2 separate regions of the Homo sapiens genome follow, and region 1 is linked to region 2. Evidence: chromatin loops called from intact Hi-C (ENCODE). Cell type or tissue: mammary epithelial cell. All regions are shown on one strand. Links, peaks and the distances in the headings refer to the core of each region. The heading gives the core; the rest is flanking DNA. Region 1 overlaps VOPP1 (VOPP1 WW domain binding protein). Region 2 has its middle 83 kb from the start of LANCL2.

Region 1 (15,508 bases), core at 4,215-12,214, 97 kb after region 2:
TTGCAGTGAGCCGAGATTGCACCACTGCTCTGCAGCCTGGGTGAGAGTGACACTCTGTCTCAAACAAAAAAACAAACTCAGGCAAGATTTACCACCATGAGGATAGAGAACTTAGGAGCACAATATGCTGATGGGGACAAAGAGAACTTCATTGTGTCTCTCAAAACATTTTCCAAGAGGAAGACGGGAGAGAATGAGGGCAGAGCACATGGCACGTGGCAGGACTGAACAATGACACTGATATAAAAACAACTCGTGTTCACACCAAGGAGCACTGGCCCAGGCACGGAGCGTGACCACAGGGGCGGCGTGCTGATCCTGGCTCAGGCAGCGCATCTGCCACACGGAAGGGCGCACCGTACCCAGTCTGGTTGAGGTGGGCACCCAGCCTCACTCAACAGGGCATTCAATGTAAGTGCCCACAAATGCAAGAGACAGTGAACAGAATGGCAGCCAGACCGCATGAAACGCAGAGCTCTTGAGGCACCACCAGGGGAAGGTGGGGCCTCCCTGGCCACAAAACCTGAGACTTCAAGTCATGTCTGAGAGGCTGAGAGGATTAAGGAAGGGGCTTTGGGGAGGGGCCAGACATTTTCTGACGAGAAACGCAATGCAGATGGTGAGTCCAAGATCTCTCGGCCTGACCTGTCTAATTCCCTGACCCTGGACTGTGCCTGCGTGGAAGGCTCTGCCCCTCCGTCCCGGCAGCACTGACCCTGCCCTGTCCCAACCAGGCCTGCATACCCTTCCTTCAGCTGAACACACATATTTTGTACCCCGAACACCCACAGCGTGCAGCAACATCTGGGAAGCCAAGCAGGAATCTCACTGACGTCTCTCACACACCTCAGCTGGCACTCTGCCCCCACTGCTGGCTCTGGAGCAAGCAGAGGCCAACAAGTCAGACCACTGATTTCGTGCTCCAGCCTTCTGGAGGTAACACATAACTGCCCACCATGCTCTTCTTTCCCAGAACTGAAGCCCAAACTCTGGGCCAGGCTTCACAGCAAACTGAACCACCAGCCGAGCAAGCACCTGAGCATGTGAGCCCGTCCTTCGCATTCTGTTAGGCGCAAGGATGCAGGCAGCGCACCTCCTCGCCAGCCAGTCGCCCACGGTCCTGTCACTGCTGGGTCACACGCAGCCCTCCAATACGGAGCACACATAAATAAAGCTCTGGCGCCCGCAGACCCTGCAGTATCCTCCTCTGTTGAGTGGTGAGAACATCTACCATGGAGGACGCTACAAGGATTCAAGAAGCCAGCGCTTGTGACAGTGTGAAAAGCAGGTCCGGCCCCCAGGCCCAGGCCACCAAGGAACATGCACTTCCCACAGCCCCCACTTCCCCTCCAACTTCCACTACTTCAAACCCATGAAAGGGGGAACTGCCCACAAAAGTTCATTCTCCCCCAAACCACTTACTAAGTGCCAAGTGGCCCCACCAGGCAGAGATGGAGGCCAGCGTGAATCTGGGCTGTCTCCTGCCCACCTGCCATTCCTCTCCACCAGCCAGCAAGGAGGCCCCAGGAGCCCCCATTCAGCTCACACACCCAGATCCAAACACTGCCTCCAGCCTGGCCCGACCACACTAAGCTGCCCTCTGCCTCTCCCACTTTAGGGCTTCGAGACACCTCTTTCACCAGCTGAACTGGTGGAAAACTTTTCCTGCTGATCCCCTCTAGAGACCGCTCTCATTGCAGAAGTGTTTCTGGAACACGAAGTATTGCAAAGTCAGTCTATTTTGCTACAAACCACTCTGAGTAGCGATTTGCAAACACCATCCCTTATGCAGTCCGCACTTAGGAACTCTCTTCTCCAACTGAGCTACACTCTCTGGTCCTTCTCTAGGTCCAGGTAAAGATGTAGCCAGTCCTTCCAGTCTGCAAAGCATTATGAAGCTGCAAAGAATATATCCAACATCTTATTCAGACTTATTCTTGAAATGAACAATGTTTCGTTCTTTGCTAACTTGATGCTCAAATACCCTCTCAAAATCTAAACACAAGCCCTTCCTGCCAGGCTACACAAACCACACAAAAAGAACAACCCTATGGTCCAAAGACTGAGGATTCCACAGTCCAACTGAGGATCACTGTAAACTGCTTTACATGGTTTAATAACAAACATAATAATCCATCTATACAAACCTGCAAGAGCACAGAAGACAGATACCCAAGAGTTTCGCTGAGCATTGTGTGTAATGACAAAAACAGCTACAAACTACTTAGCTGTTCATCAAGAGAGGGCGGATTAAAATGAGTCATGGCCATTCCTATAAAGGAACGCTTTCTAAGGGGAATGCTGTGGGTTTGAGCTGCTGATGAGGAAACATCTCCAAGCAACATTTCTTAAAAAAAAAAAAAAAAAGGAGAAACAAGATGCAGAACACTGTCTATAATATGATCCCATCTGTGTACTTTTAACCAAATATTTGGGTATACAATCTTAAAAAAAAAAGTTGCACAAGAAACTTATCAGAGAGGTATGCCTCTTTCTCTGTAGAGGGTCTAGGGTTGAGAAGGTATTGGGGAGGGAAAGGTTTCATTCCTTTTTGTTTCATTCCTTTAAAAAAAAAGGGGGGGGGGGAGGGGCGGGGTGCCGGGTGTGATGGCTCACGCCTGTAATCCCAGCACTTTGGGAGGCCGAGGCAAGCGGATCACCTGAGGTCAGGAGTTCAAGACCAGCCTGGGCAACATGGTGAAACCCCCTCCTCCACTAAAAATACAAAAATTAGCCGGGCATGGTGGCACACGTCTGTAATCCCAGCTACTCGGGAGGCTGAGGCAGGAGAATCGCTTGGACCCGGGAGGCGGAGGTTGCAGTGAGCTAAGATCACACCATTGCACTCCAGCCTGGGCGACATGAGCGAAACTTGATCCCCCCAACAATAACAAAAAAAGTACGTGTATTTATTGTATTTAAAAACTTAAAACCACCAAATCAATTATCTATGAGAAAAAGGAACAAGATCAACACATGAAATCCCCAGATGATTTAAGAATTCCATTCCACTTGGTACTCACCCCTTCATCCCAAAGATTCAACCAAACTGAATTCAGCTTCTCCCCATTGCTCTCTCCCTGCCTGTCCTTAAAACAAAACTAATGAGCTGTTAAAGGGCCACATGTGAGGCTGAAAGGGAAGGAAACAAAGCATGTGAATAATTCACAACTGGATCATCAGCCCCGCTGTGAGCTCAACAGCCCCTGACACGGATGGAGTTGAGTCCCTCTGGAGGTGGCATGCTGAAGGGAGACTGCCTTCCTGCGTGGACCTGGGACAGAGGTGGCCACAGGCAGGCTCAGTAAGTGGTTGCTGAACCAACTATATGGACAGGAACCAGGACTCAATGGAGAAACATGTTATATATACACACATACACGCATATTTGTCATACACACAACATAACAAACGGGCGCATAACATAAGCGCTGCACACACACACACACACACACACACACACACACACACACACAGCCTCCCAAATAAGGAAACAGCAGGAACACTCATGAATTAAGACAGATAATCCCCAACTTAGGGATGGTTTAAAATTTAGGGCTCATTTTCTCACGGAAATGATGGTATAAATGTTGGCGAACTTCCCTGGCTAGGTAACACATGTCTGTTTAGCTCATAAAATAAATGAACTCCCAGCCAGGCGCAGTGGCTCACGCCTGTAATCCCAGCACTTTGGGAGGCCGAGGAGGGTGGATCACGAGGTCAAGAGATCGAGACCATCCTGGCCAACACAGTGAAACCCTGTCTCCGCTAAAAATACAAAAATTAGCTGGGCATGGTGGTGCGTGCCTGTAGTCCCAGCTACCCGGGAGACTGAGGCAGGAGAATCACTTTAACCCTGGAGATGGATGTTGCAGTGAGCCGAGATCGCGCTACTGCACTCCAGCCTGGCGACAGAGTGAGACTCTGTCTCAAAAATAAATAAATAAATAAATAAATAAATAAATAAATAAATAAATAAAAATAAATGAACTCCCATTCCGTCCTTGTGTTTGATTGCCCCAGACTGTCTGCTGAGGAGACCCCATGTGCCCTCAGGGAGGCTGCCTGTTTAGACCTCTGGCCGTCACCAACATTGCTGTGCTTCTGTTCTCAGCAGCTTCAAGGGCTGACCTCCACCTGGTGCCCAGCCGAGTAAACACGTGGAGCATAAGTTCCATGTGTATGGACTCAGGGCTCCTCCAGACACCACGGGCGCTGCCCTCACAGAGCACTCACCTGCAGGCTGCTTCCCCTAAGTGTCAGGTCTTCACCTCCGCTGCGGCCTCAACGCAGGGAATTTACTATTGAATTCACCGCCAAGACAACACTGAGACAGAGTCGATGCCACAATTTTACGGCGTAGTTTATTTTTATGTCTGGCTTAGATCTCAAAAAGGGTCTGAGAAGGCTTACATAAATACCATTTTAAAATACAAGGAAAAAAACAACACCAAAAGCAAAAGTAATGAGAAAAAAATACATAAAGTGGACTACATTGAAACTTAAAATTCTTGGGCTGCAAACAATACCATAAAGTAAAACGACAACCCGCAGAAACGGGAAAAAAATACTTGCCCATTATCTAGCTGATAAGGAACGTATTTAAAGTCTTACCGCTCAATATCAAAAACAGAAGCCATTAAAAATGGGCAAAGGAGTGACTGCTAGTGGGTACAGGGTTTCTTTGTGAGGTGATGAAAATATTCTTGATTGTGGCAATACTTGCATAACTCTGTGAATATATGAAAAACTTCAGAATTGTACACTTTAAGTGGATGAATTATATGATACTTAAATTCTATCTTAATAAACATGTTATTTTTTAAATGGGCAAAGGATTTGGATACACATTTCTCCAAGGAAGATAATGCAAACAGCCAATAAACAAATGAAAAGAAGCTCAACAACATTAGTCATTAGGGAATTACAAGTAAAAATCACTGTGAAATACCACTTCACACCCACTAATATGACTATAATAAAAAAGACAGACAATAACAAGTATTGGCGAAAATGTGGAACATTTGACCCCTCATACATTGCTGTTGGGAACAGAATGGTGCAGCAGCTTTGAAAATCAGTCTAGCAGTTCCTCAAAAGGCTAAACAGTCATCACATAACCTAGCAATTCCACTTGTAGATATTTATCCAAGAGAAATGAAAACATATGCCCACAAAGACCTGTACACAAATGTTCACAGCAGCATTATTCACAATAGCCAAAAAGTGGAGACAATCCAAATGTCCATCAACTGCTGAATGGATAACCAAATGTGGTGTATCCGGTTATTTAGCAATGAAAATGAAGTACTGATTCATGCTATAACACAAGAGAAGCCCGTCCTAAGGGACCACGTTACATGATTCCATTTATATGACATGTCCAGAAAGAGTAAATTTAGAGACAGAGAGTAGATTAATGGTTGCTCAGGGCTTGGGTAGGGTGGGCCAGAATCAGGAGTGACTGCTAAAGGTACAAGATTTCTTCTAGGAGGAACAAAATATTCCAAAATTGGATTGTGATGATGGATGAAAAACCCTGTGACTCTATCAAAAATTAAATCATACAATATAGATGGGCGAGATGATGGCATGTGAACGACATCTCAACAAAGCTGTTTAAAAACATAAGACAAATCCAGCATGTATTTTTTTTAACAAATTTTATGGATTCCTAATAGTTGTACATATTTATGGGCTACACATGACATTTTGATACAAGCATACAATGTGTAATGATCAAATCAGAGTAACAGAAATATCTACCACCTCAAATATTTATCACTTCCTGTGTTGGGAACATTCCAAATTTTCTCTTCCAGCTATTTTGAAATATATAATTAATTTTTGTTAACTACAGTTGCTCTACTGTGCTACCGAACACCACATCTTATTCCTTCTAACTGTATTTTCATCCCCAACAATTAACTCCTCTCCATCCCCGTCTCCCCACTACCCTTTCCAGCCTCTGGTAACCACTCTTCTTTTCATTACCTTCATGAGATCAAATATTTTAGCTTCCACATATGATTAAGAACAGGCAGGCTGGCATGGTGGCTCATGCCTGTGATCCCAGCACTTTGGGAGGCCGAGGCGGGCAGATCACTTGAGGTCAGGAGTTCAAGACCAGCCTGGCCAACATGGTGAAGGCCCGTCTCTACTAAAAATACAAAGTTAGCCGGTCGTGGTGGTGCATGCCTACAATCCCAGCTACTTGGGAAGCTTTAGGCAGGAGAATCACTTGAACCCTAGAAGCAGAGGTTGCAGTGAACCGAGATCGTGCCATTGTACTCCAGCCTGGGAGACAGAGCGAGACTCCATCTCCAAGAAAAAAAAAAAAATACAGAACAGGCAATATTTGTTTTTCTGTGCCTGGCTTATTTCACTTAATGTTCTCCATATTGATCCACATTACTGCAACTAGCAGGATTTCATTCTTCTTTTTTGTTTTTTTATTTTTATTTTTTTGGAGACGAGTCTCGCTCTGTTGTCCAGGCTGGAGTGCAGTGGCGTGATCTTGGCTCACTGCAAGCTCCACCTCCCGGGTTCACACCATTCTCCTGCTTCAGCCTCTCGAGTAGCTGGGAATACAGGCACCTGCCACCACGCCCGGCTAATTTTTTGTGTTTTTAGTAGAGACAGGGTTTCACCGTGTTAGCCAGGATGGTCTCGATCTCCTGACCTCATGATCCGCCCATCTCAGCCTCCCAAAGTGCTGGGATTACAGGCATGAGCCACCGCACCCAGCCTAGGATTTTATTCTTTATTATGGCTTTATAATATTCCATTGTGTATATAAAACCACATTTTCCTTATCCATGTGTCCACTGATGGGCACTTAGGTGGATTCCTTATCTTGGCTATTAACAGTGCTGTAACAAACATGGGAGTACAAATATCTCTTCAATATGCTCATGTTCTTCCTTGGAGAAATGTGTGTCCAAATCCTTTGTCCATTTAAAATACCTGGCAATGAGATTGCTAGATCATAAGGTAGTTCCATATTCTTAGTTTTCTGAAGAGCCTCCATACTGCTCTCCATAGTACTAACTTACATTCCCACCACTAGTGTTTGAGAGGTCCCCTTTCGCCATATCCTCACCATTTATTTTCAGTCTTTTTGATAATAGCCATTTTAACTGAGATGAGGTGATATCTCATGGTTTTGATTTGCATTTCCCTAATGATTAGCGGTGTTGAGTATTTTTTCATATACCTGTTGGCCATTTACATGGTTTTTTTTTTTTGAGAAATGTCTATTCAAATAATTTGCCCATTTTTAAATCAGATTATTTGGTTTTTGGCTACTGAGTTGTTTGAGCTCTTTATATATTCTGGTTATTAATCCCATGTCAGATGAATAGCCTACAAATATTTTCTCTCATTCTGTGGGTTGTCTTTTCACTTTGTTGATTGTTTTCTTTGCTGTGCAGAAACTTTTTAGCTTGATGTAATCGTATTTGTCAATTTTTGCTTTGGTTGCCTGTGCTTTTGAGGCTTTACTCAAGAAATCTTTGCCCAAAACAATGTCCTGAAGCATTTCCCCAAAGTTTTATTTTAGCATAATACTTTCATAGTTCCAGGTCTTACATTTAAGTCTTTGATTTTGAGTTGATTTTTGTACATGGCGAGAGACAGAAGTCTACTTTCATTCTTCTTCATATGGATGTACAGTTTTCCCAGCACCATTTATTGAAGAGACAATGTCCTTTGCCCAATGGATGTTCTCAGCCCCTTTGTCAAAAATCAACTGGCTGTAAATGTGTGGCCCAGCATGCTTCTGTGTTAATCTGTAAAACACATTCTTAAAAGATTTTAGCTGACCAAAAGCGACACAAGAAGAAGAAAATATGATGAAATTGGAACAAAATAAATGCACACAATGGCATGGTTTTTATGGTTTGGGGCAGTAGGGCTGGTGGGGGAAGGAGATGGCCCCACACTTAGCTCCAGGCTCCTGAGGGCCAAGGCAGAACGGGGAACGCTGTTAGTCACAACATCATGGTGTCCATCGGATGAAAAAAACTTGCGAGAAAAGATAGTGTTTCTTGAAAAGAAAACAGTCTTTCTGATACTGGAATGTGCTGAAAACTTCTTTTTGGGTCTTCCCAAAAAGAACACAGCTCCAACTGGTGTGGAAGAGTGGGGGTTTCAGGGAGGACCTCACCAGAGGGGAAACTGAAACTGACGAATGTAATCTAACATTTAACTCTGGAGAGTGTTGTTGAAGGCTTCCGCAGAGTTGGTGGAGAGCAGAGTTGGTGGAGACCGTGGAACTCAAGCAAACATCTGAAATAAACTAAGCTAATGAAACCACGAGGCCATTTTGAACTCAAGGAAAATAAAAAAAGTTGTCCAATAAAAGCGCAATTTTAGTGTTCTACACTGGCTCAACAGTCAGCAAAACGTAGTCAAAATAATGATGATACTAAATGTGGATTTAACCAGATATTTTAAATACATTTTACTTTCGTGTAATCGGTACTGATATAAACATATATACTGAGAGGATAGAGGAAGAGAGATTAAATAATGTCTAGCACTGTTAAATCAAGAGCTAGAAGGTATGTGTATTATTTTAAAATGTGGAGGCAAATAGTAGAAGAACCAGCTAAATAAGAGTTGAAAGTAGTTCTTCTGAGAAGCAGACCACAACGGTGGGGCATGGGGAAGACTGTGTTAAGCTGTGACATTATTAAACTTTCCATTTATATACATATATTACTTTATTTAAAAATGAAATAAACTTGTTAAATACAGGAAAAGTCACCTATGGTCAATGTTCCCTGTGATCACTATTTCTTTAAAGGGGCACAGGTGAGACCACGCTAGGAGAAGAAAACTCTTTCATCAGGAGGGGCATCCCACTGAGTCACTGAAGCCCCCAGTGCTGTGAGGTCCAAGAACGTGCTGCTCTCCCCTGGGAGGCCTGTCTTGATGTCAAGATCCCACCAGCCCCAGACAAAGCAGCACACAACTGACCCATGGCAGGAGGGAGGCACTCAGAGGCGCAGCCAGGAGGGAAGAAGCCTGCTCTCCCCATCCTCTTTCTGGCCCAGTATGCATGGCTGAATTCACCTTAGGATAAACACAGGTATGACTACACTCCAGTATGACTAGAAAAATAACACAGGCGTGACTGCAGTTGGAATCACAGCTTGCGGGCCACACTGGTTACACATCCACCGGGACTCAAGAGGGATCCACTGAGCTGAACACTGCCTGCTCGTGCTCTGTGCCTAAGGCTCCCTGTCTGGCAAGCCCCATGGAAGCTCACAGATCTGTCATTTGTGGAGAGCTGCAGCTCTTGTGTTTAAAAAGGAATGATTTGGCTGGGTGCAGTGACTCACACCAGCACTCTGGGAGGCTGAGGTAGGCGGATCCCTTGAGCCCAGGAGTTTGAGACCAGCCCGGGCCACACAGCAAGACCCCAACTCTACAAAAAAAAATACAAAAATTAGCATGGTGGCACATGCCTGTAATACCAGCTATTCAGGAAGCTGAGGTGGGAGGACCACCTGAGCCTGAGAGGTCAAGGTTGCGATGAGCCGTGATTGCACCACTGCACTCCAGTCTGGGTGACAGAATGAGACCCTGTCTCAATTAAAAAAAATAAAATAAAGAAAAGAAAAAGTGAAAAAACGGAAGGATTTACTAAGCCCAGCTGTTCAATCAGCTCACAGATACTCACTAAGCACTCCACAGCTCTGGCCTGTGCTAGAAGACAAGGACTCAGTCATGAGGAGGGCACAGGTGGTGCCATCTCCTGAGTTACAAGACAGTCGAGGGAGATGTAGACAGGATCTGACCCATGAATGAAGATATAATTCCCAGGTAGCTCACTAAGTTGAGAATAGTTGTACAAAGAGAACACTTAAGGGAAAGGCGGAATTATATGCTCTATGGACCGTGAGGTGGTAGGATGCAAGAAGTTTTGGCAAAACTGAAATGAGCCTAAATCAATACGCCATGATGAACTGAATCTCCCAACAGAAAAAGGGACATTAATGGAAAAACTGGAGAGATCCAAATAAAGCAATTTTAATTAATAGCAATATACCAATGTTGGTTTCCTTTTTAGGCAAATGCAGCATGGCAATGTAAGTTATTAAATTAGTGGAAACTGGGTTATACAGCAACTCTGTATTTGCTCTGCAAATGTGCTTTGCAAATTTTCTATAAATCTAAACTTATTCCAAAATTAAAAGTTGATTTAAAAAATATACAAATATATTGTGCTCCCCCGCCAAGAAATAAGTGATACCACCACGACCACCACCACCCCTGAATTAAGGCTCCAGCTTTGAAGCACAGAGCCCAAAGGGAGGGGCGATGGAGCAGAGGCCAGCAGGCCGAGAGCTCAGGCCATGCAGAGCCTGGGAGGCTAAGCCATGGGATCAGGTCTGCATCCTAAAACCAACAGGAAGCACCTCCACAAATGGGAGCTACAGGCCTTGTCCCCAGTGCCCCTGAACATGGAGAAGGACAGCCTTCATTTCACTGATGAGCGAGTCAGAGCAGAGATGACTCAGCAACACAGCTCTCTCGACCCACATTCTGCCAACCGCCCAGACTGGCAGAAGGCCATGCAATTTGTAATCCCTCTGACCTGGATTTTAGCAGCCCCAGGTCAGCTGTTAAGACTTGGGAGAAGCCGACAGAGCTGTAGGAGGGAGTGGTGGGTTGGGTCTTGATTCCACTGTTCTCACCTAATGCCAGCTAACATCCAGATCCAACCCTGTCCCACCTCTGAGGCTGGGGACGGGGGACAAAGGGGCTCCAGGGGTTCCACAGATAACAGGACCCCAACAGGACTGAGGCTACCTTCCCCCTGGGGCTACATGCATTCATGTAGAAATGAATAGGAAGAGTGGCAGGCAAGGTGGGCTCCAAGGCTTTCTAAGGTTGATGCCATACGCACACCAAGGCTGGGAGTGAAATTTGGGCTAATTAACAGTGACATGTAAGTACAGGAATCTTTAATTTAAACGTAAGCCTCTGCATACCAATAAACCTTGCCAACTTTTTGGGAGTTACAGAACCTCATGTAAACTTGAGAAACAACAGGAATACACCTTTACAGAGAGCTCTGGAGCACGGAACTAAGTATGCCCATCATGCAACCCTTTACTTGACTAACAAACCAGTTGAGTTGGGAATGATCGTCTCCTACTAGCTACCAATAGACATGTTTTGTTTGGCCCATGATAGCTTTGAGATAAAGAAACTTTACACAAAATCTAGATATTCAATTTTTCCTGAAAAATCCAAAGACTCATTAACCATCAGCTAGACCTGAGTGGTGCCTGGTTCCCTCTTCCCCGCCATATCTTTCACACAGCAAGATCTTTTCCATTTTACCACACTTCCCATCACTCCCTAGTAGATGTGGCTGGGCAGGCTGTGCCCTGAGCCTGCAGGCATGTGCATTTACTACCCTGTGCACAGAGAATGTCTCTTCTTCCAACTTCTCTTAAAAGCACACCAGCAGTTTCAGTCACCTGTTTGATTCCCCTCCAAGGGCTTTCTAAAAATTTCCACCAAAATACCCCGACAGCCACCTAAGACCGTGACCGCAGATTCTGGGAATGGGAGGCAGGTGAATGGAGATGTGGTCTTAAATGACACTCAGTGGGATGCAAAATTTGTCTGACATCCCAAGCTTTACCTTAGAAGTTCACGCCCTTGCATTCTATTTCGTTTACACATGTTGTATTCTACTCCATTATATATTTGCATTAAATTTCACACATAATGTTTTCAATTATCAATTAAAAGGTTGCCTTTAACCCCCAACCCCTAAACATGTCAAGTAAAATGGGGGCTCCAGGAAGATCTGCCAGGTTTATGCTGCCTGTGTCTTCCCCTCCTCCCAGCAGACCCCAATGACTAATTTGAGAAGAGCAGTGGCTGACCGCCTGGTCCTCAGAGGCTCCGCCCTCTGCCCCTCCGGACTCGGGGATACCCCGGGGGATCCCTGGCTTACCTTCCTGTTTTCTCACATTAGAGCTGGGATGCATATCTGTCCTCACTTACAGGGACCTGCATTCGTTCCATGAGAGGCAAAGCTACTCCTTACTTAGCATTCAGATGAGTCCCACACTCCCAAACATGCTGTCTGCTCTATGCAGGCCATCCAGCAAGATGCATGGGTGTGGGTGAACACGCCTGCTACTGGGGAGTACAAAGCTCTCTTTCATGCACACTTTCTAAGGGACTCTAACCATCTTTACTTTTACTAGCCTTGTGCTTGGGTTTACCACATTCCTCTTGGCCCAGGACTACATTCAGAAATCTGGGAAATATAGTCCATAATCACCAGCACTCTTGCTCTGTAGATTATAAGTAGACGAAAGATGAAAGAAAACTGGCAAGCAACTGGGTTCTATAACAGGCATTGCAGGATCATGAGATCCCAGCATTTCCCAAACCCAACAAAATCCACCCTGGGGGGATGTTGTTTTATCATCATTTATATCTAGGAAGAGCCCAGGGTGACCACAGTGAGACTGGCCATCTGGAGGCACGGGGCCTGAGGGCAGACCCACCTATGAGGCATGGAAGTTGGGAGATTTAAACACAGGGGAAAAACAGGTAGGGGCGTGTCTAGCAGTGAAAACAACACTCCAAGAGGCTTGCCAACAGACAATGGGCAGTCCAGGCAGCTAGAGACCAGGTACTCCAAATGCGCCTAAATTACCTAAAGGTTCGACAGGGGAGATAGGACCAGTTAATCATAAACCACTCCAAAACACTGAAAGCATCCAAGGGCCATTTACATAGACAGTCATGGGGCAAAAAGATGAACAAGGGGTCTAAGCTTCCCAATAATCTGCCCTTCTCTCAGGGCAAGTGGCCCTCACGATCAGGCATACAGACTCCCTTGAACTAGGCAGACTGATGGCACATGCACGGGCCCATGGCTTAATTTCTCCTAAGACCCCCAAATCCGTAGCCAGTCTGGAGTCTGGACAAAAGCTGAAGAACCAAGTGAACCTGAAACACTGCTTCTGCGACTGAGACTGAACCAGACCTCAATCTTTCACAGAGACCTTTTCCCTTTCTCCACTGTCAAAAAAAGGCTCTGCTCCACATTCAGCCATCTGCTGCAGGTGGCCGGCAGGAGCAGGACACACTGGCGGACACTCTGCAGTGCGACCAGCCGTGTACCTTGGGCCCTGGGCAGTTACCCTGGGAACAGAAACAAGCGGAGGAAGCACCTGCAATGAGCAGAAGCTCATCTAAGCTCATCTACATCCTTTCCCCAAACAGTACGTTCTAGGCACACATCCACTTAGACAAAGAACACCTCCTTCTTTCCATACAAGAGAGTATGCACACATTCTACAAGAGATCCCCCTTTACAAAAATCTCACATATTAAAATGCCATTGCTCCCCTCCTCCATGAGCGGTGCTCTCAAATCTTGCTTGGAAAAAGACTTTTTCCCACCCCCATCCCCATCATGGTCACTGCAGAGACTGCCTACCCGGACCAGGAAAACCAACAGTCCCTGGTCATCCACTTCATGAGCCAGGCCTCTCCTCAGCATGATAGCCTGAGTGCCACCACAGGCCGGGCCAAGGGGACTGCACAGCCGTGCACAGGCGCTACTCCCCAGAACAAGGGAGGGTCCTGGAAATGCCAGCGCCTGGGAAAAGGAACAGCATTTCCTTCACTGCATCAGTCCAAGGACTCCTGGCAGAATCCACTTCCTGGAATAGCAATAAAGCCGCCATAAAAGCCGAAGGTGCGACACCAGCCCAACAGCAGCCACTAGGTGCCGCAGTCTGGCAGGTGCCACCCTCTGGAGAGAAAATCTGCCAACACAGATTGTAAACAAACGTACCTAAGTGTACATAAATAAGGGCGAAGATCCAAACCTTGTAACACAGGCAACACTTATTTTTGCCCTAAGAAACAATGATAGAATATTTAACTCCATGGTCTCGTACACTGCTGGAGGGAATATAAATTTGGTTTGAAAAAAGCTTTCTGAAAGTTTGCAGTCTGGAAATATATATCAGATGTCTTTAAATCTGTCAGTAAGCTCCGGTCTAGGCATTCTATTTCTAGAAATCCATCCTTTAAAAAAGTCCAAAATGTACAAAGATGTTCATTTCAGCATTCTTACAATATATAAAAACGGGAACAAATTAAATACTCAATGTCAGGGGCACTCGCGAGTCCACCATTAGCCCTATCGCGAAGGATTATACAGCCGCTAACAGGCTGATGGGTAATTTTTAACGGAATGGAAATGCTCGTGACAGAAGGATGCACTATTGAGTATATGTTAACGACCAGTGTATGAAAATTGCGCAGAAAATGGCTGGAAGGAAAACATGACCTATTTTCGTGTCTGTATATTTTTCTACTTTCCAATTATTCCACAATTAGAATGCATTAGGCTTATTTTCATAATAAAGCAATTAAATTTTAGAGTCAGAGGCTACACTGGCTTGAAGGAATCAGGGCAGGCTTCCTGGAGAAGGCTGTATCTAAAATGAGAACTAAGAGACACACAGGACAGCCCGAGAAGAGGGAAGGGCATGGTGACAGGCGAAGGGGCACATGACAGCATGAAGACACTGAGTGCTCTGGTTGGGTTGGCAAATTATCTCCCTGTTATGCAGAGAAAACAACAAACCATGAGCCCTACCATCCCGCAGACATAACTTCCCTCATCAGCCATAGCATTCTTCCAGACTTCTCTACAGCAAGGCACTCCAGGCTGTCGCTACCAAGAAGACAAGCAAGGCTTCATGTGAAATAAACCTATTTGCCATGCTTGCTGCTGTTTCATCACTCCTAGAGTCAATGGAAGTTTTCACTGACATCAAAGCAATGTCCTGGAATGTTAGGGCGTGGAGCACCAGAACCCCACGTGCACACCGTACACCTGTGCTGGCAAATACGTCCAGCAGGGCTGAAACAGCACAAAATGCTTTCCCTTCAAAATCGGGTTCTGAGTGCTCCCCAAAGCATGCCTCGAAAGTCAATTCTCCCATCAGACGCAAATAATTAAATGCACAAACACTTGGTGTTTCTTTCCCTCAGGAAATCTGTCAATAAGCTCTGGTCTAGTTTTTCCATTTCTAGAAATGGAAAAGGTCACCTTGTTTTTCCCCCTTCCCTTAGGAAAAAGGGAAAGAAACTCCAAGTGGGGAAGGGTTCAACACGGTCAGGGCTGAGGTGGAGGAAGAGGGCCTCTCTTTCATCTTACACGCAGTGGGAGGGAAAGCAGAAAAAATCTGAAGGAGGAAATTATCAAATACAAAATACATGTTGAAGGCTGGGCGGGGTGGCTCACGCCTGTAATCCCAGCACTTTGGGAGGCCCAGGAGCGTGGATCACTTGAGATCAGCAGTTTGAGACCAGCCGGGCCAACATGGTGAATCCCCGTCTCTACTAAAAATACAAAAATTAGCCACACATGGTGGCGCATGCCTATAGTTGCAGCTACTTGGGGGTCTGAGGCATGAGAATCGCTTGAACCTAGGAGGCAG
Region 2 (15,508 bases), core at 2,678-10,677:
GGGAGCACAAGCGTGTGCCTGGCACAGGCTGTCCCTGGGCCTGCACACAGACCTGCTGCCCCCATAGCCTGCTGGGTTCGAGGACCAGAGACAGGCCGGATGTATTTAAGCCCATGAGGGTTTGCATCTCAGTACTTTTCCTGGGACTCTTCCTGAGCCGTACTGAGTATACGCCGCTGGCACAGTCGTCACACATGGAGCAGAACATCCACGCCCCTCACTCCTCCTTGTCCTGTGCCAAAACCATGTTCAGGGATCAAAGAGGGGCACGGAACACACCCGGATGACTCTGCTTTTCTGAAATTTTCTCGCATGGAATTATTTTGCTGATATCTTCATTTTGTGATTCTATCCTATATGGAAAGCCTATATTCCATCTTGTCAAATGGAAAAGTTCACAAATTGGGACCATTTTCTGTTTCTAAGACCCCATAGCCTCTAGGTTGCTTGCCGGCACAGAGCCGCCCGCTCTGCAGATGGCTGTGTCTCCACAGCCTTCCTGGAAGAACAGCCTCAAGGGCTGCCAGCATCAGAAGGACATGGCTGGGGAGGAGGGAAGGGGGAGGAAGTGGGAACTGCCATGGCCTATGGTACAACTACAAAACCAAAAAGCCTTGCCCCTCTCTCCGATTTACCTCCCCCAACTTGAAAAGCATGAGGGCGTCACAGACATCATCTGCTGATGCCTGAAACTCCTGTATTCCACACCCAGAGACAAGCGCACAGTTAAAAGTGCCTGGGCAGGTGAGGGTGTGATTCACTCACCATGGCAAGAGTGGTCTCTGGCATTAGACCCTCTGGGTTCCAATCTGGGCTTTGCCACCTTCAATACTGCCTTATGGGGTTATTGGGAGGATTAAATAATTTGAGTAACGCACTTAGCATGGTACAAATGTTCAATACATGCCACTTTTAGATTAAATTAAGGATTAAGTAATGGACATCAGACAGTTTTCTAGGAAAAAAAGTTAATCATGGAACTGCTTGCTTCTGTAGCTGCGCCCCATCAGAGAGCAGTAGCGCACCCCCACCCTCACCCCCCAGGTCATTGGTTCTTTCTGCCAGACCTGCCCCACTTCCTTGGTTCTTCTGGGAATAGCAGTCCCTCCCTTCAGGGAACTGCTCTTCCCATTCAGATGAAGCAGCTTCAGCACACACATGCCTCACACATGGCTGGCTCTTCTGGGGAGATGTGGAATTTAATCTAAAATTAGCACATTTTGAGTCATCAGTAATGTTCCCAGTGGCCTACTCAAGGGATATAGCAACAGGGACTCCTCATTCTCTTTATTGTAAGCTCTGATACATTTAATGCATTTAATTGCTTGAGTGCATTTCATTTCTAATGTATAATAATAATATCGGCCATTATTGAGCTGGGCACTGTGCAAAGCACTTGATAAGCATCATTGCATTCAATTATCCTGTTTGGCCCTATTATAAGCCTGTACATAGGCTTCTCAGACACAGTTTATGACATGTGAGGCGGCTGAGGGTGGGTAGAATTGCCCAGGGTCACACAGCTAGAGAGTTGCGGGGCAGAGGTTCCATCAGACCTTAATTTATGAGAGTGGCATCCAGACATTTCAAAGTCAAGGATAAAAAATGGAACTAATCTACATTCTCCGAAGGGTGGAGGAAGACAGGCTATGAGAGTGGACTGGAGAGTGACATCACAGCATCAAGAGCTCTGTGGACAGAGAGCAAAGCAACGCCAGAAGACGTGCTAAAGTCAAAGCATTAAATTGTGTACACAAGCTATATATTCGTGTCTTATAGCCTGTTCAAACAAGTGGGTTGTCAGTGTCTCAACCTGACAAGGATCTGAAGGAATAATAGAATGCAACTGGTACTGCTTTGTACCCCATCAGTTAATGAGTCTAGGCACTGATCGTTGGTGGCTCTCTGAAGACAAGCAGATGTGCGTACCTTCTAATGGAAATACACACCACTTTTGAAGTAGACCAAAAAAAAAAAAAAACCTAAATCTGATCAAGGTTCTCTATCTACCAATTTATAAGAAATACAGTGGCAGAGGGCAGAGGAACATGCTGGAAAATACCATGAGGATGGATGCAAGAGGCTAGGCCCAGAGAGTGGGTGAAGCTGCAAGAAAAACGACACGGTTTCTTTGGAAAATAAAAAGCAGGCCGGGTGCGGTGGCTCATGCCTGTAATCCCAGCACTTTGGGAGGCTGAGGCAGGTGGATCACGAGGTCAGGAGATCGAGACCATCCTGCCTAACACAGTGAAACCCCGTCTCTACTAAACAAAATACAAAAAATTAGCCAGGCGTGGTGGCAGGCGCCTGTAGTCCCAGCTACTCAGGAGGCTGAGGCAGGAGAATGGCGTGAACTCAGGAGGCAGAGCTTGCAGTGAACCTAGATCGTGCCACTGAACTCCAGCCCGGGTGACAGAGCAAGACTCCGTCTCAAAAAAATAAAAATAAATAAACTAAAAAATAAAAAGCAAATGGAATTAAAAATGGACAAAGACGGAAAATTTAGGTTCAAAAAGATATAGAAATCTCATGCTATGAACCTTATTTGGATCAGATACAAACAATTTTTAAAAAACAGATAAATGTGGCTGGGCGTGGTGGCTCACGCCTGTAATCCCAGCACTTTGGGAGGCTGATGCGGGCGGATCACAAGATCAGAAGATTGAGACCAACCTGGCTAACACGGTGAAACCCCATCTCTACTAAAAATACAAAAAATAAGCCAGGCGTGGTGGCGGGCGCCTGTAGTCCTAGCTACTCGGGAGGCTGAGGCAGGAGAATGGCATGAACGCAGGAGGCAGAGCTTGCAGTGAGCCAAGATCACGCCACTGCGCTCCAGCCTGGGCAACAGAGAGAGACTCTGTCTCAAAAAACAAAACAAAACCAAACAAACAAACAGAAAACAGATAAATGTAAATACTGGTTGGATCTGTAAAGATATGAAGGAATTATTGTCCCTTTTTTTTTTTTTTTTTGAGACGGAGTTTTGCTCTTATCACCCAGGCTGGAGTGCAATGACACAATCTCGGCTCACTGCAACCTCTGCCTCCTGGGTTCAAGCGATTCTCCTCCCTCAGCCTCCTGAGTAGCTGAGATTATAGGCGCACATCACCACGCTCAGCTAATTTTTGTATTTTTCAGAGACTGGGTTTCACCGTGTTGCCCAGGCTGGTCTCAAACTCCTGACCTCAGGTGATCTGCCCGCCTCAGCCTCCCAAAGTGCTGGGATTACATGCATGAGCCACCATGCCTGGCCTATTGTAATTTTTAATTCAGATTGATATGTTGCCTGCTGAAATATTTATAGATGAAATGTTCAGGATTTGCTTCAATATGATGCAGGGAAGGGCCAGAAGGAGTGTAGATCCATAAAACAAGACTGGCCCTTTATCTATTGCTGTGTGATAAATCACCCCAATAAGTGACAGCTGCCGTACCCGGCCGTAACTTCTTTATTTTATAATTTATCTACTGTAGTCTAGAGCTTTGATGATGGTTTGGAGGCTTGTCCCATGTCATCAGCTTAAGTTAGAGATCATCGGACAAGAGTCATGTTGGGTTATAGGCCCACCTTATTCCAGTATGTCCTCACCTTGACTAGTTACATCTGCAATGACCCTATTTCCAAATAAAGTCGCATTCTAAGAGTCCAGGAAGGACATGAATTTTGAGGAGACACTGCCCAACCCAGTACATTCTTCATGTGTGCCTGTTCACATGGCTGCTTGAGTCCCTATGACATGGCAAGGATCCAAGAGAGTCCAAGGCAGAAATTGCAACTCACTTTATCAGAAGTCACACACCATCACCTCTACCGCATTGTATTCAGTGTAGAATTGACTGCACAAGGGCACAAATATCAGGAGGCAGAGAGGATTGAGGGCCACTCTGGAAACTGGATACAGGACTCATATCCCTCCACCTGAAAAATACACTCTGCCCTCCCCAGCTCCCATGTGTTCACCCCATTGTGGCATCAGCCTCTGCTCAGTTGCTGGGGCACAATGCCTGCCAGCTTCGTAGAAACTCTTTTTTTTTTTTTAAATCTAAACAGTTGTCTGAGGCATGACCCCAGAATTTTCTCTTAACAAAACTCTTAACAAGAGATTTTACAAGCTATACCCTTGATTTTCTCTTTATACCATATTTTTCTGACAGTACCTTGGGTTTTATTTTTGCCTGGAAGCCATTTCTTAAATTTGGCATTATTTGCCATCTGGAAGGTCTGAGAATTTTCAAACCAGCCTGACTGCTTTATGTTTAATAGCCCTCTCTTTGGCTTCTTTCTCTGACATTTCTTCTTGCTCTTTATGTAAAAAGAGGAGGAGCCAGACAACATCTTTGACCTTCTGCCTGGAAATTTCCTGATAAGTCACTGGGTTTATTAGGTACATTTTCTATTTTCTCTCTTGGAAGATGTATCTTGCATAACAGAACAGAAGAGGGGGTGAAACCATTTTGTCATATCTGCTTTAGCACGTGTGCTCTTTCTTTTGCTCTCTCTCTCACTTTCTCTACACACACACACAGACACACACACACAGACACACACACACAGACACACACACACACACACAGACATACACACACAGACACACACACACACAGACACACATACCTGCTGCATCATTTGAAAATAAGCTGTAGACATTGGGACCCCTTACTCCTACACACTTCATATGCCTCTTCTAAAAATAATAAACTGCCACATAATCATAATACCAGTATTGCACCTGAGAAAGCTAACAATGATTTTGATAATACTATGTTGCATCCAAGCCATATTCAGTGTTCCCCCAATTGACTTTGAGGTCTGTATTGTTTTTCAATCAGGATCCAGTCTAAGTACATCTTTTATGTTTCTTTCATCTCTGTCAACCTAGGACAATCCCCTCAACCTGGTGTTTTTGTTTTGTTTTTAATGGTGCTGACTTTCTCAGGACTCCAGGACTGTTGTATGGAGCTTCTCCTTTATGGGTTTGTCTGCTTCTTTCCCTCTGGTGTCATTTAACTTGTTCTGCAATCTCCCACTTCCTATAAACAGGAAGTTAGGTCTACCCTTTAGAGCTGTGGTGTCCAATATGGTAGCCACTAGCCACATATGGGTATTTATTAATGAATTTAATTTGATGAGGATTAACTTAAATTTAAGAATTAAGTTCATCGGCCTTACTAGCCTCATTTCAAGTGCCCAGTGTTCACATGTAGCTAGTGGCTATGTATTGGGCAGTGCCTGTGTAGAACATTTCCATCCTCATAGAAAGTTCTATTGGATAACACTGTTGTGGAGGTATCCAGGTGAAACTTTTTTTTTTTTTTTTTTTGAGACGGAGTCTCGCTCTGTCGCCCAGCCTGGAGTGCAGTGGCATGATCTCGGCTCACTGCAAGCTCTGCCTCCTGTGTTCATTCCATTCTCCTGCCTCAGACTCCCAAGTAGCTGGGACTACAGGTGCCCGCCACCACGCCCAGATAATTTTTTTGTATTTTTAGTAGAGACGGGGTTTCACCATGTTAGCCAGGATGGTCTCAATCTCCTGACCTCGTGATCTGCCCACCTCGGCCTCCCAAAGTGCTGGGATTACAGGCGTGAGCCACCGCGCCCGGCCGAGGTGATACATTTTTGATATGAGTACTACTTCAGTGATACTGGCACTTCATATTACATCACATGAGAAGTGCTGGCTGGGAAGTCCTGTGTGCCCTGAGGGACTACTGTAAACTGTGCACATGTAACTTAGAGATACCACACCCTTCCCTGCTGTAGACATTCTTCTCTGGTCCTGTCAGCCTGGATGCTACATCCTGTGATGGAAAAAAATTTCTAGGGAAAACAAAATAATTTTAGAGCTGCAAGGGAACTTTGGTATTATTTTATAAACAGCAGAGGAAACCACACCCATAGAGGTTCAAAACTTGCCCAGGGTCACTGATAGCTAATTGGCAGCCAAGGATGATCTTCAACAAACATCTTCTTATCCCTGGCCAGACTCATATATCAGAGTTGAAGTAACTTGTGGCAACTGACATCAGTTGGTACTACTAACAATCATAAAATTATGTTATGAGTATTTAACAATGCCAGGCACTGTATCTAGCCATTATAACCATTACTTCACAAGATTCTCACAACCATCTCATAAGGAGGTTAGTAACAAAACAACTGAACAGGAATTTATTCTTTCAGATGATAAACCTAGAATTGGCTCACTGCTTCAGAAGTTCAGCAATAAAAGCTGATGTCTCTGTGATTATGTTGGCCTTTCCCTCTTTGTCACAGGATAGTTATTGCAGCTCTAGATATCACATCAGTGATCAAAGCAGGGTGAACGGGCTTGTGGCAATGCCAGCAACCCTTATCCCATTTATGAGAAAAGTGAAATCTTCCCCAGGGGCTCCAGTGTGGAGTTCTATGTGCAATTCATCAACCAAAACTGTGTCATGTGATGCCCCTGCTGCAAGGGAGACTGGACAACTGAAAATGATAGGTGGCTTTTCCAGGTACTATAGAAGAATCAGGCAAGGCGTCAGATTAGGAACAGCAGCAGTTGGGTAAACCAAGCAACAGTGGAATTGTTCTATCCTGATTCGGATTGGGGAACTGATGCTCAGTGTGGCACAATACCTCCCTGCGCTTACCCGGCTAGTGAGGGGCACAGCTGGTTTGACTCCCAAGTTCACGGTGCGTAAGGTTTGCTCACTGAAGAAATGTAAGGAGGACTCTGGTGTTGCTTGGGTTCGGGGCTGGTTCAAACACTTAAACAATAGGTGAGGTCTGTATGTCCTCAAAGGACAGGGGAGAGACTGACCCCAGAGTGATGCCGCCACCTAAATAAGGAACTGAAGGCAATTCAAGAGGAGGGCTGTCTGAATGGTTGTTGGGAAGTGGATACCTAAGAGAACTACTATTTTCTCCATTCAATATATGTTTAATGCCATATTTCATATACATATGCATTTAATGCAGTATGTATGCTATAAATATACGTGTACATATACATATGTATCTCTAGTGCAATATTTCATATAAATTTTGTAAATACAGATTTAATGCTATGTTTCATATTTTCTCCCTAATCCTCTCTTCTCTGTGACAGCTTAATCCTGCCAGCCTTGGTTTTGCCAACCATGGACCCTTTCAAGAAGGTGGTTTGTGTAGGTGGTGAAGAACTCTTGTAATAAAAGAACAGAAAATGGGGCTGATTTTTCTCCCTTCAAATTGGCAATTATATATGAACTAAATCATTATAATTACAACTCATTGTAATTATGGCAAATCACTGTCATTCATTAAAAAACCATTATTCATTATCATTCACTCAAAATCATTATAATCATTATAATGATTTTCCACATATAATTCCCAATAATAAACAGTGTTGGCAAAGGCTGGCAGAATTCATAATAATTCTTCTGAAGGTAATATTTGTCAAAAGCCCTAAAATATGTACATATACTTGGACCCAGCAACTTAAATCCAGTATTTTACTCTGAGGAAATAAATGTGGATGTACGTAAAACATAGTGACAAGCATGCTCAGCAAAGCATTATTTATAATAGAGAAAAATTAGCAAGAATGCAAGCAAGAAAACAGATTGGAGAAATGTATCAATATCATAAAGTTCAAAATGAAACAAAACACATGGTAAAATTATAAAAGCAAAGAAATTATAAACACAAAATATGGGATAATAATGGGAGTGCAATGAGAAAGATTCATAGGGACCTCATTTCTATTTCTGAAGTGGGATGGGCGTACAGTGTGTTCATGTTATTGTATTTGGTCTGCATCATCCACAATTATGCCAAGAAACTGTGGGGCACCACAATAAAGGTTGATTTTTCGCTCGAGCCCCGGTCCTGGCAGTTGGCAGGAGATCTCAGCTCCACGCAGTCAGCCAGGGACTCAGGCTCCGTCATCTTGCATAGCCTGGAATCCTCCGCGGGATCCTCCACACCCAGGCTCCAGAAAGGGAAGGGAGAGACCTTGGGGCCTGGCAGCGCTGCAGGACCAGGTCTGGGGGACTCAGGTCTCCCGCATCCTATTCCAGTGCCCAGCGCGGCCCCAGCTCGCTGCCAGGGCGCTGGCAACGGTGGGCCCGGACGAGGGGGAGGCGGCGCCCCTGGCGAGGAGCAGCATTGCCACCGCAGCCACGCGCAGGACATGCCCACCCTCTTCAATGACATATTTTATTTAAAAGTGAAAAACAAAATGGGAAGAGGGGGTTAAATAAACTGGAACAGTTTAATCGCACTGAGATGCGATGTAATCCTTAGCAGGGAAGAGGGGACCGTTGAAATACCATGAAAAATATTGGAGTAAAACAGAGACTCCCGTGTGGGTCCCGGGCTGTTGGCTAGGGTGGCAGGCCGCGTGCATTTCCTCTCTCTGCGCCTCTCTCTGCTATGAGCACGAACTATTTTCATAATTAGATAAAAAATAAAGGCATGGGTTTGGTTTCGAATAAAGACCTTGAAGTGCTTGGCAGGTGTCCGCTCCCGGAGCGCCGCGGGTCCCCTGCTCCTGTCGGCGCCCGTGCCTCAGGCGGTCCCGATCCCGCGGCACAGGGGACGGCCGGGGAGGGCCCGCGCTTCTCCCGGATGGACCGGGACGCCGGCCTTCCGGGCCCAGGAGGCCTCCCATCCCAGTCTCCCGCGGCGCCACTGCGGCCCTGCCTCGTCCGAACCCCTCTCCAGGGACGCGCAGGTCAGGGACACCCGTCCACCTGCGTCTGCCATCGCTTCGGGGCCTGCCGGTGCCCGGTCCTCGTTCAGCTGCAGCGCCAGGCCCAGGCCTGCACTACGCCGGGGTGGGGGGCCGGTCTCGGAGAAGGGCGCGGCCAGCGGGCGCAGGACAGATGGGGAGACGACGCCCCAGCCTTCCCTCCCCAGGCGCAGGGGAACCCTGAAGGCAGCTGAAGGTTGGACGAAAAGCTGCCCCTCCCTGTGACTGGCTGGGGTCACCTGGAAGGAGCCAGCTGAGCTCCGACCAGGTTCCTGCAGAGGCGTTCTGGCCACCGAGCCTGTCCTGGGAGAGGAGAGCAGCGAGCAGCCTGGCCTCCCGAGGGGACAGGAGCCCTCCACCCCCGCACTGTGCCCTCTACCGCCCCTGCCTCGGTAGGTCCTGCCACCCTCCTGCGGCCCCTGCAGCCCCTCAACACGCCTACTTCTGGGCATCAGGGATGTCACTGGTGCCAGAGGTCCCAGAGACCTTTAAGTACAAACCTGTCACCCTTGAGGGGAGAAACAAACATGTCACCCTTGAGGCGTAGCACCCAGGTGGTCAGCAGACCTTTGGAAATGCGGTTGGATGAGAAGCCAGGATTTCTGCCCTCTGTCCGCATCTTACATTTCTGTGCACCCACACTGACAAGGATGGTAATAAAGAAAAAGACGAGCAACGATTGCATTTCACCTACTTCCATTTGCTGAGAACATCTCACTCCTTCCAGGGACCCCTGAGCTTCCCCTTGGGAGTTGGAGTCACCGACTTGTGGCTGGGGGCACATTTCGGGCAGGAGACCTCAGGCTGGTCCTAGTGTTACCTCCCCGACCTGGGGGTGTTCTTGAGGTCCCACCAGTCCTCCGCCTCTTCTCTTGGGTGTCCCCAGCAGCACCTGGATGCCATTTCAGGGCTGACCACCCAGCACTGGAACTTGTGTAACCACCCAGAACCCAGGAGCTGGGCATTTCCCTATGCACTCTGGTTCTGCACTGTCCAGTAAATCACTCACCAGCGCTACCAGCTCTTATAGCCCTTGAAATGTGGCCACTCCAAGTGGAAGTGTGCATTGAGTATGTGTTATACAAACTGGATTTTGAATATGGAAAAAAGTAACATTTCTCACTCACATACTTTTATATCATTACATGTTGAAATAATACTTTGATATATTAGGCTGAATATCATTAAAATAATTTTTTTGATTAATCTTTGTAATGAAAATTTAAAGCAATGCACTGGTTCACATCATACCTTTAGTGGACAGCACTGGTAAAGAATATACATCTAAAAGCTTTTCCCCACGTAAGCTTTAAAGTAAGATGCAAAATTCCTTTCTTCTACAAAAACATGAAGGATTGTCATTGGTAAGGGCTGCGCCCAGGCAGTTTTCACAGGTACACACTTGTTATCAATCTTCTGTTCCCATGTGCACTGAATACTAGGTCTGTGGCAAATGATATCAGCACTGTTTGTGATTTCTGGAGTCCAGGGAGAAAGACAAAGAGAGTGCTCTCCAACATTCCTGTCACTGTTGAAAACAGACCAAGCCACGTTGCTCCTCCTTCATTATACTCTTGAGACCTGCACAAGAACATACATCTTTTTTTGTAAAAGTGAAGCCTGGATCTTCAGGGCTGGCATCAGAGGGAGATCTCCTAGGGAGGAGATTCAACAGGACTCAAATCTAATTCCCTTCACCTTCTTCTTGCGGGTAGGGGGTGTCTTGACAATCATCCTTGCACCCACCACACCATTTATAGGAGGGCACTGGGCCCCTTCCACACAGGCACAGGAGTGGAACGAGATCCTTTCTGGACACTTCCGCACAGCCCATCTGAGACAGGAACATTACAATAAAAAGTTATGGGGTAGGGGGCAAAAGAAACGCCTGAAGTACAGGAATACCTGGGAAATGTTGCAGGTTCAGTTCCAGAACACCATAATTAAGTGAACATTGCAATAAAGTTTGAGTCATACAAATTTTTGGTTGCCCACTACATATAGAAGTTGTTTACATTATACTGTAGTCTATGAAGTGCACAACAGCATTATGTCTAAAAGCCACAATGTACATAGCTTCATTAAAAAATACTTTATTGTGGCCGGATGTAGTGGCTCACGCCTGTAATCCCAGCACTTTGGGAGGCAGAGGCGGGCGGATCACAAGGTCAGGAGTTTGAGACCAGCCTGGCCAATATGGTGAAACCCCCGTCTCTACTAAAAATACAAAAATCAGCTGGGCGTGCTGGCGGGTGCCTGTAGTCCCAGCTATTCAGGAGGCTGAGGTAGGAGAATCACTTGAACCCAGGAGGCAGAGATTGCAGTGAGCCAAGATCGTGCCGCTGCACTCCAGCCTGGGCGACAGAGCGAGACTCTGTCTAAAAACAAACAAAAAAGCTTTATTGCTAAAAATGCTAACGGTTATCTGGGCTTTCAGTGGGTCATAATCTTTTTGCTGGTGGAGGGTGTTTTCCCAGTGTTGACGGCTGCTAACTGATCAGGGTGGTAGTTGCTAAAGGTTGGACTGGCTGTGGCAATTTCTTAAAATAAGACAACAATGAAGTCTGCCGCATTGATTGACTTTATTTCAGGAAAGATTTCTCTGTAGCATGCGACGCTGTTTGACAGAATTTTACCAATAGTAGGACTTCTTTCAAAATTGGAGTTAAACCTCTCAAACCCTGCCACTACTTTACCAACTAAGTTTATGATATATTCTGAATCCTGTGTTGTAATTTCAACAATATTCACAGCATCTTTAGTAGGAGTAGATTCCATTTCAAGAAACCACCTTCTTCACTCATCCATAGGAAGAAATACCTCATCCATTAAAGTTTTACCATGAGATTGTAGCAATTCAGTCACAACTTCAGGTTCCACTTCGAATTATATTTCTCTTGCTATTTCCACCACATCCACAGTTATTTCCTCCACTGATGTCTTGAACCCCTCCATGAAGGGGTTCAAGTCATCCATAAGGTTGGAATCAACTTCTCCCAAGCTCCTGTTAATGTTGGTATTTTGACTGCCTCCCATGAATCACAAATGTTCTTAACAGCATCTAGAATAGTAAATCCTTTCCAGAAGGTTTTCAATTTACTTTGCCCAGATCCATGAGAGGAATCACTATCTATGACAGCTATAGCCTTACAAAATGTATGTCATAAACAATAAGACTTGAAAGTCAAAATGACTCCTTGATCCATGGGCTGCAGAATGAATGTGTGTTAGCAGGCATGAAAACAACAATAATCTTCTATGTCTCCATCAGAGCTCTTGGGTGATTAGGTCTTTTGTCAATAAGCAATAATATTTTAAAAGGAATCGTTTTTGCTGAGAAGCAGTGCGCTTAAAACACTAAGCTAACCATGCTGTAAAAAGATGTGTTGTCATCCAAGCTTTGTTGTTCCATTTATAGGATAAAGGCAGAGTAGATTTTGCATAATTCTTAAGGGCCCTAGGATTTTTAGAATGATAAACGAGCACTGGCTTCAACTTAGCTCACCAACTATATTAGCCCCTAACTAGAGGGTTAGTCTGTCCTTTGAAGCTTTAAAGACAAGCGCTGACTTTTCCTCTCAAGCTACAAAGTCCTAGATGGCATCTTCTTCCAGTAGAAGGCTGTTTTGTCTACATGTAAACTCTGTTGTCGAGTGTAGCCACCCTCCTCAGTGGTCTTAGCTAGATCTTCTGCATTACTTGCTGCAGCTTCTACATCAGCACTTTCTGCTGCACCCTGTACTTCCAAGCTATGGAGATGACTTCTTTTCTTAAACCACATAAACCAACCTCTGCTAGCTTCAAACTTTTTTTCTGCAGTTTCCTCACCTCTTTCAGCCTCCATAGAATTGAAGACTATATCAGCATTGTGTGTCACTGGAATAGCGCTTTTAATTTCCTTCAAGAACTTTTCCTTTGCATTCACAAGTTGGCTACCCGGTGCAAGAGGCCTAGCTTTCAGCCTGTTTCAGCTTTTGACATGCCTTCCTTACTAGACTTAATCATTTCTAGCTTTTGATTTAAAATGAGTGACATACAACTCTTCCTTTCACTTGAACACTTATAGGCCATTGTAGGGTTACTAACTAGCCTAATTTCATTATTGTTTGTTGTGTGTCAGGGAAGAGAGTGGGAAAGAGATGAGGGAATGGAGGGTAAGGCAGTCAGAATACACGTTTATTGATTAAGTACACCATCTTGTATAGGCAGAGTTATTGGCACCCTATAGTACAACACTAACATCAAATATCACTGATCACAGATCACCATAACAGTTATTTATTAATGAAAAAGTTTGAAATATTATGTGAATTACCAAATGAGACATAGAGATAAAAAGTGAGCACATGCTGTTGGAAAAAAATGGCACTGATAGACTTCCTTGATACAGGGTTGTCACAAACTTTCAATTTGTAAAAAACTCAATACCTACAAAGAGCAATAAAGCGAAGTACAATAAAGTGTGCCTGTAATATGAATGTACAAAATATAGTAGTTTTTGAGATCTTTTTTGGTTATTTTATTATTCATTTTAACTTATTATAAAATATTTTGAACATAAGAAGTAGAGAAAATAGTATACCAAATCCTCATTTATTCATCACCCACATCCAGTCCTTATTTTTAAAATTTTGTTAATAGACATATAACAATTATATGCATTTATGGGGTATATGTCATATTTTGAGACAATTATGCAAGGTGTAATGATCAAACCAGGGTATTTAGGATAGCTCTCACCTCAGTCATTTATCTTTTTCTTGTGCTAGGAACATTAAAAATTTTCTCTTCTAAATGGATAAATTTCTGGACACATACACCCTCCCAAGACTAAACCAGAAAGAGGTCAAATCCCTGAATAGACCTATAACAAGTTCTGAAACTGAGGCAGCAATTAATAGCCTACCAACCAATGAAAGTCCAGGACCAGAGAGATTCACAGCCGAATTCTACCAGAGGTACAAAGAGGAGCTGGGAACATTCCTTCTGAAACTATTCCAAACAATAGAAAAAGAGGGAATCCTCCCTAACTCATTTTATGAAGCCAGCATCATCCTGATACCAAAACCTGGCAGAGACACAACAAAAAAAGAAAATTTCAGGCCAATATCCCTGATGAACATCAATGCAAAAATTCTTAATAAAATACTGGCAAACCAAATCCAGCAGCACATCAAAAAGCTTATGTACCATGATCAAGTTGGCTTCATCCCTGGGATGCAACGCTGGTTCAACATACACAAATCAATAAACATAATACATTACATAAAGAGAACCAATGACAAAAACCACATGATTATCTCAATAGATGCAGAAAAGGTCTTCGACAAAATTCAATAGCCCTTCATGATAAAAACTCTCAATAAACTAGGTATTGATGGAACATATCTCAAAATAATAAGAGCTATTTATGACAAACCCACAGCCAATATCATACTGAATGGGCAAAAGCTGGAAGCATTTCCCTTGAAAACCAGCACAAGACAAGGATGCCCTCTCTCATCACTCCTATTCAACACAGTATTGGAAGTTCTGGCCAAGGCAATCAGGCAAGAGAAAGAAATAAAGAAATAAAGCGTATTCAATTAGGAAAAGAGGAAGTCAAATTGTCTCTGTTTGCAGACAGCATGATTGTATATTTAGAAAACCCCATTGTCTCAGCCCACAATCTCCTTAAGCTGATAAGCAACTTCAGCAAAGTCTCAGGATACAAAATCAACACGCAAAAATCACAAGCATTCCTACACACCAATACAGACAAACAGAGAGCCATATCATGAGTGAACTCCCATTCACAATTGCTACAAAGAAAATAAAATACCTAGGAATACAACTTACAAGGGAAGTGAAGGATCTCTTCAAGGAGAACTACAAACCACTGCTCAAGGAAATAAGAGAGGACACAAATGGAAAAACATTCCATGCTCATGGATAGGAAGAATAAATATTGTGAAAATCCATACTGCCCAAAGTAATTTATAGATTCAATGCAGTCCCTATCAAGCTACCATTGACTTTCTTCACAGAATTGGAAAAAAACTACTTTCAATTTCATATGGAACCAAAAAAGAGCCCACATAGCCAAGACAATTCTAAGCAAAAAGAACAAAGGTAGAGGCATCATGCTACCTGACTTCAAACTATACTACAAGGCTACAGTAACAAAAACAGCATGGTACTGGTACCAAAACAGATATATAGACAAATGGAACAGAACAGAGACCTCAGAAATAACACCACACATCTACAACCATCTGATCTTTCACAAATCTGACAAAAATAAGCAATGGGGAAAGGATTCCCTATTTAATAAATGGTGTTGAGAAAACTGGCTAGCCATATGCAGAAAGCTGAAACTGGGTCCTTTCCTTACACCTTATACAAAAATTAACTCAAGATGGATTAAATACTTAAACGTAAGACCTAAAACCATAAAAACCCTAGAAGAAAACCTAGGCAATACCATTCAGGACATAGGCATGGGCAAAGACTTCATGACTCAAACTCCAAAAGCAATGGCAACAAAAGCCAAAATAGACAAATGGGATCTAATTAAACTAAAGAGCTTCTGCACAGCAAAAGAAACTATCATCAGAGTGAACAGGCAACCTACAGAACGGGAGAAAATTTTTACAATCTATCCATCTGACAAAGGGCTAATATCCAGAATCTACAAAGAACTTAAACAAATTTATAAGAAAAAAACAACCCCATCAAAAAGTGGGCAAAGGATATGAACAGACACTTCTCAAAAGAAGACATTTATGCAGCCAACAAACATGAAA

The links. A loop is a pair of places that touch in the nucleus more often than their neighbours do. Peaks named below come from ENCODE experiments on the same cell type or tissue, not always from the same donor. Only the 100,000 strongest peaks of a DNase experiment are listed, where the experiment ranks them.
Region 1: it touches region 2 in a loop (2.4-fold over the local background); 5 of 110 quality-filtered maps call a loop at or near these places.

The regions. Positions count from the first base shown.
Region 1 is chr7:55,536,466-55,551,973 of GRCh38, forward strand. The region is part of intron 1 of VOPP1 (VOPP1 WW domain binding protein); the gene reads right to left. Among named protein-coding and RNA genes, the nearest start is that of VOPP1, 28 kb to the right of the region's middle. RefSeq lists enhancers at 282-431, 2,791-3,423, 9,465-9,624, 11,965-12,014. In mammary epithelial cell, for the core only: a CTCF peak has its summit at 9,200; DNase peaks (open chromatin) are centred at 9,156 and 10,576; H3K27ac peaks cover 2,235 bases.
Region 2 is chr7:55,440,687-55,456,194 of GRCh38, forward strand. It overlaps a transcript of VOPP1 not described here. Among named protein-coding and RNA genes, the nearest start is that of LANCL2, 83 kb to the left of the region's middle. RefSeq lists an enhancer at 1-446. In mammary epithelial cell, for the core only: no CTCF peak of the experiment used is centred there; no DNase peak of the experiment used is centred there; H3K27me3 peaks cover 130 bases.